Regions from separate parts of the Homo sapiens genome. Here region 2 is linked to region 1. The links are chromatin loops, found by intact Hi-C in ENCODE. Cell type or tissue: endothelial cell of umbilical vein. All regions are shown on one strand.

What was found. Peaks named below come from ENCODE experiments on the same cell type or tissue, not always from the same donor. Only the 100,000 strongest peaks of a DNase experiment are listed, where the experiment ranks them.
Region 2: it touches region 1 in a loop (7-fold over the local background); 1 of 110 quality-filtered maps calls a loop at or near these places.

The regions. Positions count from the first base shown.
Region 1 is chr5:121,248,050-121,256,049 of GRCh38, forward strand. No RefSeq gene overlaps it. Among named protein-coding and RNA genes, the nearest start is that of FTMT, 600 kb to the right of the region's middle. In endothelial cell of umbilical vein, no CTCF peak of the experiment used is centred here; a DNase peak (open chromatin) is centred at 4,082; H3K27ac peaks cover 1,813 bases.
Region 2 is chr5:121,179,237-121,187,236 of GRCh38, forward strand. No RefSeq gene overlaps it. Among named protein-coding and RNA genes, the nearest start is that of FTMT, 670 kb to the right of the region's middle. In endothelial cell of umbilical vein, no CTCF peak of the experiment used is centred here; a DNase peak (open chromatin) is centred at 4,025; H3K27ac peaks cover 1,017 bases.

The DNA of each region.
Region 1 (8,000 bases):
ATATATTTATTATACATATATGTCTTTTTATATATAAGTAGATATTATTCAGCCATAAAAATAAGAAAATCCTGCCATTATCCCCAAGATGGATGAACCTGGAGGATATTATGCTAAATTTATTGAGCCAGGCACAAAAAGACAAATATTGTATTAATATTATCTCACTTGTATATGGAATCTAAAAAACTAGAACTTACACAAAAGTAGAGGGTAAAAAGGTGGTTGTCTGGGCTGAAGCTTGGAGGAAATGGGGAGATGTTAGTCAAAGGGTGTAAAAGTTCATTTTTTTTGTTTTGTTCTCTCCGCCACTCTGATCTTTAGACATTTCATTACAAAAATTTTCAAGCATACAGAAAATCTGAGTGCAATCAATAACCATCAGAGTTACAATAACCATCACTATTTTGTTTGTTTCATCAGTGCTTCTCCCCCACCCTCCATCTTTTTTACTTATTTTTTTTCTGTAGTAGTTTACAACAAATAGTTGATCTCATTTTACTTTAATTATTTATTTATTTTTATTATCATGCTTTAAGTTCTGGGGTACATGTGCAGAATGCGCCGGTTTGTTACATAGGTGTGCATGTGCCATGGTGGTTTGCTGCATCCATCAACTCGTCATCTACATTAAGTATTTCTCCTAATGCTATCCCTCCCTTAGCCCACCACCCCCTGACAAGCCCCAGTGTGTGATGATCCCCTCCCTGTGTCTGTGTGTTCTCATTGTTCAACTCCCACTTATGAGTGAGAACACGCGGTGTTTACTTTTCTGTTCTTGTTTTAGTTTGCTGGGAATGATGGTTTCCAGCTTCATCCATGTGCCTGCAAATGATATGAACTCAGTCTTTTTTATGGCTGCATAGTATTCCGTGGTGTATATGTGCCACATTTTCTTTATCCAGCCTATCACTGATGGGCATTTGGGTTAGTTCCAAGTCTTTGCTATTGTGAACAGTGCTGCAATAAACATATGTGTGCATGCATCTTTATAGTAGAATGATGTATAATCCTTTGGGTGTATACCCAGTAATGGGATGGCTGGGTCAAATGGTATTTCTAGTTCTAGATCCTTGAGGAATTGCCACACTGTCTTCCACAATGGTTGAACTAATTTACACTCCCAACAACAGTGTAAAAGCATTTCTGTTTCTCCACATCCTCTCCAGTATCTGTTGTTTCCTCACTTTTTAATGATCACCATTCTAACTGGTGTGAGATGGTATCTCATTGTGGTTTTGATTTGCATTTCTCTAATAACCAGTGATGATGAGCTTTTTTTTTCATGTTTGTTGGCCACATAAATGTCTTCTCTTGAGAAGTGTCTGTTTATATCCTTTGCCCACTTTTTGATGGGGTTGTTTGTTTTTTTTCTTGTAAATTTGTTTAAGTTCTTTGAAGATTCTGGATATTAGACCTTTGTCAGATGGATGGACTGCAAAAATTTTCTCCCATTGTGTAGGTTGCCTGCTTATTCTGAGGATAGTTTCTTTTGCTGTGCAGAAGCTCTTTAGTTTAATTAGGTCCCATTTGTCTATTTTGGCTTTTGTTGCCATTGCTTTTGGTGTTTTAGTCTTGAAGTCTTTGCCCATGCCTGTGTTCTGAATGGTATTGCCTAGGTTTTCTTCTATGGTTTTTATGGTTATAGGTTTTACAATTAAGTCTTTAATCCATCTTGAACTAATTTTTGTATAAGGTGTAAGGAAATGGTCCAATTTCTGTTTTCTTCCTATGGCTAGCCAGTTTTCCCAGCAACATTTATTAAATAGAGAGTCCTTTCCTCATTGCTTGTTTTTGTCAGGTTTGTCAAAGATCATATGGCTGTAGATGTGTGGTGCTATTTATGAGGTCTCTTTTCTGTTCCGTTGGTCTATATATCTGTTTTGCTACCAGTACCATGCTGTTTTGGTTACTGTAGCCTAGTAGTATAGCTTAAAGTCAGGTGGCATGATGCCTCCAGCTTTGTTCTTTTTGCTTCGGATTGTCTTGGCTATATGGGCTCTTTTTTGGTTCCATATGAAATTTAAAGTAGTTTTTTTCCAATTCTGTGAAGAAAGTCAGTGGTAGCTTGATGGGGATAGCATTGGATCTATAAATTACTTTGGGCATTATGGCCATTTTCACAATATTGATTCTTCCTATTCATGAGCATGGAATGTCTTTCCATTTGTTTGAAGTCCTCTCTTATTTCCTTGAGCAGAGGTTTGTAGTTCTCCTTGAAGGGGTCCTTCACATCCCTTGTAAGTTGTATTCCTAGGTATTATATTCTGTTTGTCGCAATTGTGAATGAGAGTTCACTTATGATTTGGCTGTCTGTCTTTTATTGGTGTATAGGACTGCTTGTGATTTTTGCACATTAATTTTGTATCCTGAGAAATCTTAAGCTGATAAGCAAAAGTTCATTTTTACAAGATGAGTAAGTTCTGGAGCTCTAACATGGACCATGGTGACTATAGTTAACACTGTATTATATTCACGAAATTTGTGAAGACAATTGCTCTTAAGTGTTCTCTGCACACACACAAGAATTGTAACTATGTGTGTAATGAATATGTTAATTGGCTTGTTTGTGGTAATCATTCCATTATGTACACATATATCACATCACATTGTATACCATAAATGCATAAAAATGTTGTATGTCAAGAATAGCTCAATAAAGCTGGGCAAAAAATAGGAAAAACAAATCACAACTAGCATTGTATATGCAAATTTGCAGTTCTAGATTCCCAGGTATCTTGAGCTCAGATATTGATTTTTTAGAAATAATTTATTAGAATAATGAGATTTTTTATTACCACCAAATTGATCTAGACTAAAATGAAAGGCATAGAGAAAAGGAAGAATGAATATTAGCAAACATCTATGTCTTTTAGAAGAAAGTCTGGTTATAAAATCTTAAAATCCATTAATCATTTAATAAGTTAAGAACAAATTAATTTTTTAGTAAATTATGAATCAAACATGTTTCTGTATAGTTGTTACCCAATAAAAAGAATGGTATTCAATAATTGCTATGTGTAAAATTCAGATAATTACTTGAGTATTAGTTCTAATTTAAAATATAAGTTCAAATAATTGAAACAAAAATTAGTACATAAATTTTGCATTTGACTTGGAAGATTTCTTGGCTCCAGGTGTATTTTACAACATATGCTCAGTAGATATTTTTCTTCATACATTTTAAAACTAATGACCGCTATGTAATTCTTAATAGGTTTCAAAATATTGCAAATTACATATACACAAAAAAGCTTGCCTAAGCGGAGTTTAAGTTGTTATTTTTTCTTAAACATAGACAATATTGTCCATCTTCTAGCATCTAGTTATTCATTGCAACCCTCAAACAATTTATAAAGTCATTTTGGTAGATAGATAGGGTCCTTATTGCATATGAAAATATTCATTGTTAATCTAGAATAGTCTTAAACACTAATATTAATAGATTACTATTAAATATTATTATTCATACACTATTCTATGTGGTCACGGTGATCCCCAAATTATTGTGAGACCATTTACATAAATAATTAGTATAGAATTTTTCAAAAAGAACATCTTGCAATTTATTGGAGTGAATGTCAAAGCTTCCATGGTAAAAGAACATTCTTGTAACTATAAAATACTGAATTTAAACACTTTCTGACAGATTAGTGGAAAACTGCAGTGAAGATTAAATATTACCTTGGAATAAAATAATCAACTTAGTAATGATTGTTTACTTTTTCTTGAGTGGTTAATATTCATCACTTCCTATATTTCACATTCAACAACTGCTTATTTGGGGAGTATAATAAATTAGTATCATGATTACCCATAATGAAATGCTCTACCTTTTTAATCATTTTATTTTTTTCAATATATTACCTAATAAATCAGAGCTGTTCAAAATGCAGTATCTCTAGGTTTTCTTTATTAGAATCCAAGCTGCCTCCTGTGGGGACTAGGATTTATTCTGGTTCCATACATATTGTTTTTTCCTATACCAAAATGTAAGGGATGAATAATAGAGATTTTAAGGTTGAGAATTTTGCCCCATTAGTCACTTCTTGTTTACTCACTTTCACAGGCAGAGTTACATTAACTTTGTCTTGTTATCTGTCTTGACTCAGTAAGAATACAAAAGAACAAAGGGGCACTTTATCCTAAGAAGAGGAATAATCACGTTGGTGTTTATTACGAAAGATTGCTGTAGTTGTATCATAGAGAAGGGCAAGAAGACTGGGAGACACTTCCCGCGTCCATTAATAATATTAATTTAGAGAGTTCTGGCAAGATATCAACCACATTATATGTCGTAGCTTCTAATAAAAGTTGTATCTTTTATTGCTCATGTTAGAAGTTACTAAACTAGAAAACTCCTAAATTATGTAAACTAATAGAAGCTTAGTTTTACAGTTACTATTTTCAAGTTATATATTTTGAGTGACGGCTTCTGAAGGGACACTTTAGTCCAAATGAATAGCTTTCTTGTAAACAGGATAAACTTGATTGCAGCAGGGGCAAATGATATTCTGGTGTTAATTGGCCCCATCATATCATACCATATAATACATTAGCCACTCTGAATGACTGAGGTGATACTGAGGAACAAAAAAAAAGCACATTACATTTCCACAGAGAATTGTAGCTTCTTTTATTATTTTCATAGATGGTAATATTTTAGTATTTAATGATTACAATTCACGTCTTTCACAACTATCAAATATTCCTTTAGTCATTGCTCTGTGATGACTTACCACTTAGATATTGCCCAGTAATAAAACTACAAATCTACAGTTGAAATCTCACCTGCCTCTTCTTCATCCTGGAGAGATTAAAAAAAGGAATTTCATAGGTTTGAAATATATTTAGATAATTGCAATGTTTGGTGTTTTCCAAAATACATTGTGGTTTTGTAGGGTGCTTAATGTAATAGTCTTCAACAAAATGCTATAATGTGCCACTCATTGTATAGTGTAGAGCAAATCTTCATCATTCATTTGCTGGTTGCATAATTGATATCAATTGGTAATAGTTCAATGCTTACACTGAGCTTACATTGCTTTTTATGATCTTTGATAGGTAGAAACAGGTTTTACACAGGAAAAAATAGTCAAAACGGTCAAGCAATAGCTTTGTTCATATATTACTTATTAACTAGAATAATTTTTCTTCAAAATTAGTGTGTTTGAGGTAATAAAATCATCATGATTGCTGGCTTGTTAAGGTACAATTGATGCTGCATATGTGTTATTTAAAAATATTTTACCTAAACCCAGTTCTTTGAGAAGTAAAAATGGAACTTCATAATTTCTCTGTAAGGGAATGCAGCTTGATGGTAAGGGTTTTGTAGAGCCCTTGGGGGAGAAACAGCTGCAGAACAGAGAAATGTAAGGATTTGCCAAGCAGTGCTGATGCTACTCCTAATAATAACTGCTGAAGTTGAAGAACATAATTTTTTGTGCCATTAATTCTAACAATTATGTATTTTTTTTCTGGCACTGTTCAACCCAGGTTTAAAAGCTTAATTATATTAACAAGGCACAATATAACCAAGAGTTAATAGTACTTATAAATAAAATGGTGGATTCTCTCCTAATTGAGTTATTTTCCTGCTTGAATACCTGTTTTGCTTTCCATTGGTTCCTGAATAAAATATTATGTCCTTCGCTGGGTACTCGATGCACACATCTCCATCTCCCCATACAAACACTCTCTTAGGAACGATTATTTTCCATTTTGCTTACCAGCCTCCAACTGAATGGAGCTACTCACAACTTCATGAAGAACCTGCTGTCTTCTAGCTTGTATGTGGTTTCTCATGTTTTTCTCTTTCTGTAATCTCCACATCTCATATATTTTCATGATATCATAATTGACTTTACAAGATAAAAGGAAATCCCCACTCCTCTGAAAGTTTTTCAAATAATTATTTTTACTCAAGGCTAATATGTTTCCAGACTAATACTTGCAGAGCCACCACTAGGTATAGTTACATTACTAGGCCATTTTGCAACTTATTTTACAAGTGATTAAACAGGCTTAATGTGATTTCATTATTTTTCAACCACGCTGTGGTTTTATACTATGTCAAACTAGTGTGGCTGGAATTGTATTTATCAAAAATTTCTAAACTCTGCTAAGAGTTGAGAATGAGTGTCAAGATAAATTTGTGGTAATAGAAACCATTTTATGTTTCTGTCATATACGGTTAACAAACCAGATAAAATATATGGAACAATTTTTTTCAGATTTTGAACAAGAGACTTTGTGAGACATCGGTCACTGAGAGAAATTAAACATGAGGTGAACTCCATAGTTGCCCCAGCTGACCTTCTGTGGAGAGGTTCAGGATACAGCTCAGAGAGAGGGGACTCAAATAGTGCCTAGTAGTCTTCTTGAGCTGAAGTCATGGAGGTGAAAATCAGGGTGTACGAGGCAGCTGCAATTTGCAGGATGGAGCACCAGACAAAAACACAAATGCACAGAATAGGGAGAGAGAACTGTGAGATATGCGAAAGGTTCCACTTGTGTCTTCAACATAGTGATGATCAGTGTATTTGCATAAGTTAATTCCATGAAGCAGAGAAGAGAACCACTAGAAAGAGTTGGTGGAACAATCCACAAAGCTCATAGAAGGCTAATTATATTTTCTTTTTTTCCATCAGCCAGAGTGAAAAAAAAAAACTTCCTAAATATTTGGGGTAGCACATTCAGAAGGCCATTGTTTCACCAATAGGAGAGAATTAGCTCTATATAAAAAGTTGCTTTAATCTACCTTTGAAATTAAGCCTTAAAAGGATACAACTTTTTTCAAATAAGTTAATTTCATTCTAAACCAAAGCTCAGGAACATTTTGAAGAATTATATACATCGAAATCTCAGTAAGGTAAATACTAGAGAATGTTCCCCTGCAAAATTCATATGTTGAAACCTAACATCCAATGTGATGGTATTTGAAGGTGGGGACTTTGGGACATGAACAGGAATAGTGTTCCTGTAAAAGAGACCACAGAGAGCTCTGTTGCTCTCTTCTACCATGTGAAGACACATCGGAAGCAACATCTATTACTCTGGAGGTGGGCCCTCACTAGACACTAAATCTGCTGGCACCTTTATCTTAAACTTCCCACTCTCAGAACTGTGAGAAAAAAAAATCTGTATAGGTTACACAGTGTATGGCATTTTGTTATGACAGCTCAAACAAACTTAGTAAATTTACAGTATCTATTATCCAAGAAAAATAACCACACATGAAAAGGACTGTAAAATACAACCCATAATGAGGAGAACATTTGATAAACAGAAACTGACCCCAAAAGTAACTCAGATAGTGGAATAATTAGAGGACTAATTGGTAGATGTAGAGTTAGACAAAGTCTCTAAAAAGTCATTATAATTACTATATTACTACATTTTCTAAAAATGTAGAAGAAAGCTTGAGCATATTAAAGAGACATGTAAGATATAAAGTGATCCAACTTGAAATTATAGAGATGAAAATGTATAGACTGTGAAAAAATACACTGGCTAGGTTTAAGAACAGATGACATGCTGAAGAAGAAAAGATTAATGAACTTGAAGACAAAGCAACTGAAAATATCCAGAAATAAACACTGAGAGGGGAAAAACTGAAAAATATAAGCAGAGTATGGCTGTATGTATGAGCACAACTAATTTGATTCTACTCCTTTCAAATGGTGGCACTTAATTCTCCTCCCCTTGAGTGTGGGCTGTATTTTCAATGACTTGCCCCTAATGGTTAGCATGTGGCAGAATTTATGGCGCATGATTTCCAAGATTAGAACATAAAAGGCATTATGATTTCTTCATTGCTCTCATTCATCTGTCACTTTCTCTGAGGGAAACTAGCTACCTTCTCATAGAGACACTAAAATTAGCCCAATGGCAAGGTACTGATGGTGAAGAAATAAGGCCTTCTAATAATACTAAAAGACAGCACTTGCCAGGTATATAAGTGAGCCACCTTGGAAGCAAGTCATTCAACCCTAGTCAAG
Region 2 (8,000 bases), 69 kb before region 1:
ATCAGCAAACTGAGAACAGAATTTTCTAAGAGGACCAGATACATTAACCAAGTTCTCAAGAATTATGAAGAAAAGCAAATGCCACTTTAGAATTTAAAATGAGAAATGTAACTCTCATACAGGCAGGAATACCAACCTTTTCATGACTGTCATATCAGATCATTGAAGTCAGATATAATTAAGTTCTAAGTCTGGTGAAAACTGTGTCTGGAAATGTGGAAGTTTTATCACTCGAAATGTAAACAGCACCTCATTCAAGATAGTAATTATTTTGTCAGTGAACTGGAAATAGTGAATGTCCATTATGTAAAGTTCCCTTTCTTCCAGATCGTAGACACTGCCATTATTTTCAGTAGACACTGCCATTATTTTCTTTAGTTATTCAGACTTTATAATATTCCTTAGGCAATAAAGTATCTCTGTTTTCCTACCCTAAATAATGCATTCTTTTTTTTTTTTTTTTTTTTTTTTGGAGATGGAGTCTCACTTTGTTGCCCAGGCTGGAGTGCAATGGTGTGATCTCAGCTCACTGCAACCTCTGCCTCCCAGGTTCAAGTGATTCTCCTGCCTCAGCCTCCTGAGTAGCTGGGACGACAGGCACATGCCACCATGCCCAGCTAATTTTTGGATTTTTGGTAGAGACGGGGTGTCACCATGTTGCCCATGATGGTCTCTATCTCTTGACCTTGTGATCTGCCTGCCTCGGCCTCCCAAAGTGCTGGGATTACAGGCGTGAGCCACTGTGCCCAGCCAAAAAGTCTTCTTTTAAAGATTTGTTAATGCATACAGGTAGGTTATAAATGTTAATAGAAACTCTCAGCTCAGTAACTTTAATATGACTTGGAATTTATCCCTTAAGATGTTATGTGTGATTTTTAAAGTTTAACAATATTTCAGAGAGCGTTTTACTCTTGATGTTAGTAGTCTGCATGCAGAAACAATGTTGGTCATAGCTGGTAAGTCTACAGTGGGTAAAAACCAGTAAAGACTTTGATTTATTTTGCTGTTTTCTATTTGGAGATGAAGAAAATGTTTTTAACGGGATATACACAGAAAATCAAAATGACTACAAAGTTATCATAAATTTGGCCTACATTTTTATTATTTTATAACACGGTTGTTTCCCTGAAGCTTTTAGAGAAAATAAGAGAATGCTTATGGAAAAGCAATATCAATAAAAATCTATTAAAACATAAACATTATAAATGTTCATATTATTGTACCTAGGACAATTGATTTGTTTTAAAGTGAAGTCTCCAGGATAAATTACCATTAGCTCTAATATTTTCACTTTTGTGTGTTAGATGAAAGAAAATGTCTCTTCTGTGTTTGACTATATATGAATATAAGTGTGTATACATGTTTGACTACACACACACATACAAAATACATACCAAGTATACATACTTTTGGGTCAATTTTTTGCTCCAGTTCATACATTATTTTTAATTTATAAATATCTTCATTGATCACATTGAATAGAATTTCTATTATTTTGATATTTCTCAAATTTGGCCATATGTAGAAGTAATTATCAGAATCTTTAGCTAAAATTATTTACTGTCTACTTGTAATGGTTGGTTTTACCTGCAGATGGAAAAACCAGCTAGCCACCCAGATAAGACCCTAACAAACTCCAAAACACAGACCCTATTGATTCCACACAGTCTTATATTCCTCTATATATTTCTCTCACTATTTAAATATCAATAATTGAAAAAAATTACACTTAAAATGAAACCTGTATTTGACAAGTGTGATATATTAAACCATCAGCACTATAAATATTAGATGAACTAATTTGTCGGAATATCTTCAGTTTTTTATTACAGTTTGACAGCTTAGACTATATGGCTAGTCAGTTTGGATAACAGGAGACTAATGAATATCCTGAATAATTGGTGTGAGAAATAAGAGAGCAAAAAAAGTGGGGTGGCACTGGATGCTTTGTAAGTAGACAAATGCCAAGAAATGAGATAGCAGAAAATTATAATCATTATTATCATAATATTAACAGGTAGCTTTCATCAGTATGTCCTGTATACCATGACTCTAAGCAGTTTCACATATATTTACTTAATTTTCCCAATAACTCTGTGATACAAGTTATGCTGTAGTCCTTATTTATACTTGAGGAATCCAAGGCACAGAGAGGGTCTACAATTTGCCCAAGGTTACCCAGCTACTAGGTGACAGAATATTGATTATGTACCCAGGAAGAATGGGTCGTGAAATGATGTTCTTAACCCTGTGTTATGATACTTTGTATGGTGGTGAAAAAATAAAGGGAAGAGGAAAGAGAATTAAAGTATTTTGGAGGTCTACATAGTGCCAATGCCTGAGCCAGGCATTGTAATGTGTTTAACTATGATACTAATGTCAAGACTTTAAACTCTTTATTTTTTTCTTTTATGCCCAGATGTCTTTGGGGGAAATTCGTAATTTCTACTGTCTTAAATGTCCTCATCTATAAATCAAGGGGTTGTATCACGTTCCTTCCAAGAATCTTCTCTGTTCTAATCCTCTGCTTCTGTGCCTAGGCATGAAATAAAACAATCTTTTTTTCATGTTTTTGCGTATGTCTTACTCTGTCAACTTTTTGAAAGTCTTAACAAATAATAACTTTTGTATTCTGGATTTAGAGAATAACATACCCTATTCATCAGTTTATTGGGTCTAATACTACTTGTTCACCTCAGTTTTGTGTCATTTAAAATAGATCAGGTGGCAAAAGCAATCTGTTATGTAGAAGCAATTATTAGAAGGCATCTTCCACCATTCTGTTTTGAAATTTCTGGTAAACTATATGTTTGGATCTGAGAAGAGTTTATGATTTTTAACTGCAAAATCTGATATAGAGCAAAAATATTAAAGAGAATAATGTTTGTCATGCTACACAGTAAATTCTCAATGGCTTCTAAGTATAAATCTAAATCACAGGATTTAGTAAGAATTATCTAGAGAAAGACAACCTCAATTATCCAGTGGATATTCAATACACAAGCTGTTTCTTACCACAGATTTATTCTGGTACACTAACACAGGATGATTCTAAGAAGGCAATGAAATAACTCCCACCAGAAACAAACACTTCTTTCTATAAACCTTATCTCATACCCAATTTCATTCAAGGTAAACGTTTCTTGAAGTAACAGAAGAAAGTTAACAATTTTTGAATATTTTTGAACATTTATATATACTTATACACACTATATATGTAGTGGTTATATTATGTATAGAAAGATTTACTCGAGAAAGTTGGCAGTTTTTGCACAAATGTCTTCTTTCTAGCTTCCTTTGATATTTTCTGAATAAGTATATAGCCAATTTATTTAAATAAATAATAAGCAACAATTACTGAGTTCAAAGTAAAAACAATTGAGCTCCTCAGTCTGGTTGCAAACAGGTCTCTTCTAGTGTTCGCCAATGCTTTCTGGGGTATCAAAATTTAGTAGGAAAAGAAGCTTGCATAAGAAAAGTTTTAAAATATTCAATGAAGAAGATAAGGTTGTTGAAAACCATGCAAGGGATGTTATAAGGCAGTGACAAATGACAATATTTCAAAATACATTTGAACTGATAGTGAATAATTTGAATGATATAAGTAGGAACCAGCCACTTGATAAATAGATAGTGAGAAGTCACTTTCTGTTACTGTTCATAAAGTTAAGAATCTTCGTAATCACAAAACCAGCAAGCTAGGGAGCCTTTCTGGCTTCTGTACGTCTTATTTGTCAGATCATAACGCTGCAAAACCCTATCGTTTATTTCTCTCTCTGTCCATTCCACAAGCATTTCACAACAATTTCTGCATGCAGAGATACCCTTGAGAAACAGGAACATGCAAACAACCCACCCCAGTATTGCGATGGGTCCTAGGAGATATATGTACAGTGTTCTTGAAGCACAGATGAAGGAGAATGTAAGAAACATAAAAGCATCCTAGAAGTCTTCACAGCAGAGGAAATATTTGAGTTATCTTTTAGGATGAAAATGAGTTTGTCAGACAGGCAAAGGGAAATGGTATTTGTTTTAATCACACATTAGTCACTCCACTCTGCCGGCAAGATGTATATCAGGTATAACAATGATGAAACAAATGAAACCATTAATGATTTGTGTTAATCTCTTCTAACAGGTTATAGAATTTCTCATAACCAAGTTGTGAGGCAAATCCTAACTTCCCATTATGTCATCATACATAATATTTGTTCTTGATAATTCATGAAATTCAGTTGCCCATTCACATTTTTTTCTATAGATATAGCTTCTTTATATTAATTAAAGAGTTGTTCTGAGTTGTAGATTTATAAATTTCAAGCAAGAAATGTCAATTCTAAGTTTTAGACTTACATAGATGAGACAAAATATTCTATCAGTTTCTGAAATGGTTTATTCTCTGGGAGAGTGCTGTGTTACTTTTTGATATCTGTGATTAGTCTTCCTTAAAAATGATTGTGTAGTGAAAAACATGACACATTAGCAGAGTTAATGAACCATGGAGATGTTTTGGATATTTATGTTTTTTATACTTGTGATTTTAGAAAAGAGTTCTGGTTTAGTTACACAGTCTACCTTTAAGAAGGATTTCACATAGACAGTATTTTGTATTATGTATTATTATTAATTTGCTTAAAGTGGATATGTATGTCCTAGCGTATTCTCTTGTGTTCATTGACTAGTAAAATTAATATGTCAAATGTTTAACAGGCTATTTTAGTTTTAAGCATTATATTATTTTAAAGTTATTTTCTTTAATTTTCATTTTATACTTTTTGCATTAATCCCATTTATCTATCACCTCATTAGAGAAGTTTTTCTCAAATTGGACTACGTGCAGTAATCTTCAAATGTTCCCTATTCAAAGACAACACTAAAAAATCATTATGCTGCCTAATACTGCTGTTTTTGCTAAGGTTATTTTCCTGATCTTCAATCGCTTGGTGCATGTGTTATTTTATATTTTATGTAACTTTATTTATACACTCATGTGTTTTAGACATTACAATAATTCAATTATTTATTGAATATTAATTATTACTTTTAACTAATTTTTCTTCTCTGTAACATACTTCAGTCCATTACTCCCAAACCTCTGTCCAAAGCTCATTCCCTACACTTTCGATATTTTATTAACATTTCATAATTATCACTTATCCACTCTATGGTCACCTGGTTTAGGCTATTTTGCAAACAAGTATGTTTGTTATACTTTATTTCAAACTTTATTCTGGCTTTTCCTCTGTTTGCTAATATTATTTCAGTAAGGTTCTGATGCCTATTTGGAAGAAATATAGTCCTTGTTGATTTTAAGGTCATAATTTACATTTTTATTGAAATCCTTACCTGCCTGTCACTGTAATTTTTTTAGGTGTGGGTACTTATTCTATTCCACATGGCTGGCAGGGCAATTTTCTACCAAAGACCAGGGTTCCTCTACACTTTCAGATTGTAAGTTTGAAATAGATGTCTTTAGAAATTGTGTTTAAAGAGTACTTTGTTTCTTATCTACTCTTCTAGTCCTGACGATGTGTTATTCATTTATTATTTAGAGCTGGCCTCTCTTAACTATTTTTCCAGTTTTATCTTGGCATTACTATTCTGTGAGCAGGCATTCTTAAATTCTTGTTTCAAGAGGGTTCCATCAACTGAACTCTTATTTTTTTAATTTTGCTTTTTGCTTTACATATGTCCTTTTTTAAAACAAAATTTGAAATAATTGATATATATTTTATGTTACCAGAAAATTTGTGATGTATTTTAGAAATAAGGCGTGAACAGGAGCAAAGAGCATAGGCTCATGTGACCTGGTTCAGATTCAAACCTTTGGATTATCTCATATTGTTAACCATATATCTAAGGTAAACACCATAATTTAAATCACCCATTATTAGCCATCAATAAAGAGGACACAAGAATTAGATATGCTTATATAGTAATTTTATTTATAAAAATCAGGCCAGAGTTTTAAGCCATTGCAAAGAAATAAATGAGCCAATGGTACAGTTATTACCTGGGTTATGCAGTTTCAGTTCTCATCAACTATTAGATTGTTGTGAAGCTGGTGGTGGTGTTGCTTTCATCAATTTTCATTCTACCTTCCAATAGTTTTATAGTTTTATCTGAGGGTTTCTTGGTATCCTTTTACCAATTCATTCTAGCCCCTTTCTTTTCCTCTTCAGTGTGTATGTGACCATCCACTGATATTCTACTGTACTAAATTATCTTTTCCAAGAGCCCTATTTCTTATCAGTTAGAAAAAAATGCTGCCAATGCAGAGTGGCCAAGCTGGGAGTTATTTAGGGCAATGTGGCAGTTACTGTGTTTGAGTGATAGAGAATGCAATTCTGAAAGGGAATGGGAACAATAACCAGGTTAATTAAGGGGAGCTTTAATAAACAAAGAGTATAAAGAGAGAAATGATTATCTAGGCTACTTTTTGGGAATAGTAGCCTATTATATTCTCAAATATTTGTGAGAACATTGAATTTCATAGCATGTAAAAGTATATCTTCTCATCAGAAACATTCCTTTGCACGTCCCTTCTAAGAAGCATTGTATTTTTTCCCTTCATCAAAATGCCCATTTTTCTTAGTTTTTTAGCTGATCTATGATATAAGGTATAGCATATATTATATAATAAACATTTTTTCTTTGTTTCTGTTTTTTCTTTCTCCTTCTCTTTCTTTTTCTCTTTTCTCTGTTTCTTTCTATTCTCTCTTCTCTTTCTCTCTTTTCTTTCTCTTTCTCTCTCCTTCCTTCCTTCCTTTCTTCCTTTATTTTCTTTCTTTCCTCTCTTTCTTTCTCTTTTATTCTCTTTCTTTCTTTTACTTTCACCTCTACAGAGTACCAGAAACTTATGAGGCATGACTGGTTCAATTTTTGAAATGACACCATCCCTACATTCAGGAGTTTATTTTAAAGAATAACACAAACATGTGAACAGTTTGTCACAATACAGCTCTGATCATATTTTATAGGATGTTTTGCAATCTCTTTCCTTATGGCTTCTTATGTCATCTGTTCATTTTCTATATATTAATACTTGACTTAACTGGATAATGGCGGGGGGGATATATGGATGGATATTTAATGTTGCCTAGAGGGCTTATGACTAGAAGAAACCATTACTGTAGTGGTTGGAACCTGCTCAAGAGGATGGAGTCTCTTCTAAGTCTATAGAGGCAAGTGCTTGTGCCCAAGATCCTCTTTTAGTGTTTCTGCTAAGAAATAAAAATGAAATCAGAGCGTACACAAGTGGAGATGAAAAATAGATGAAGCACAGTACAATCAGAATGTTTTCTGAAGTTCTACCAAATTAACCTTTGGAGTAAAATCAAATAGATAGATAAAAATGACAGTCTATACAGTCATTTTTATATCAAACAATGTTTAGGTGTGTTGCACATTTTCCCATCTGTAATAGTTAATTACAATTCCTTAGGATTTCCCTTCTCTCATAAGCATTGAATTTGATTAATCAGAAAACTTGACCCACTTTAATTGCTGGTCTAAATATGGCCAGCTTTTTATTTCCTCTATATGTTTAGTTTATTTTTATTTATGTCGTAAGTAAAAGTGAATCCATCAGACAACAACTTAACCTTCATCCAAACATGCTATTGCCCATCTCTTTGACTTGTTTTGTTTGACTTAATGTAATTTTATCTTTCAGAAGCCTGTTTTCATCATCCACATGCTTTCCTCTTGATATTACGTGCATCTAAATCTTTCCCAAGAAAGCATACTTTTTATTTTAGTTATATTTATTTTATTAAAAGCCCTCATGCTTCATAGAGTCTTGCAGTTAAATTTTTTCAGTAAATAGTATTTTGTAAATATTCATATATATTACTGCATGTTAGCATAGTGTATTCATTTTACCACTTTATGATATTCCATTGTGTAAATATCCCACAGCTCATTTGCATTTTCCTCATCTTGAACATTTGGATCATTTCCAGTGTTTTTGTTTTCTACTGTGAACAATATTCCTTGAT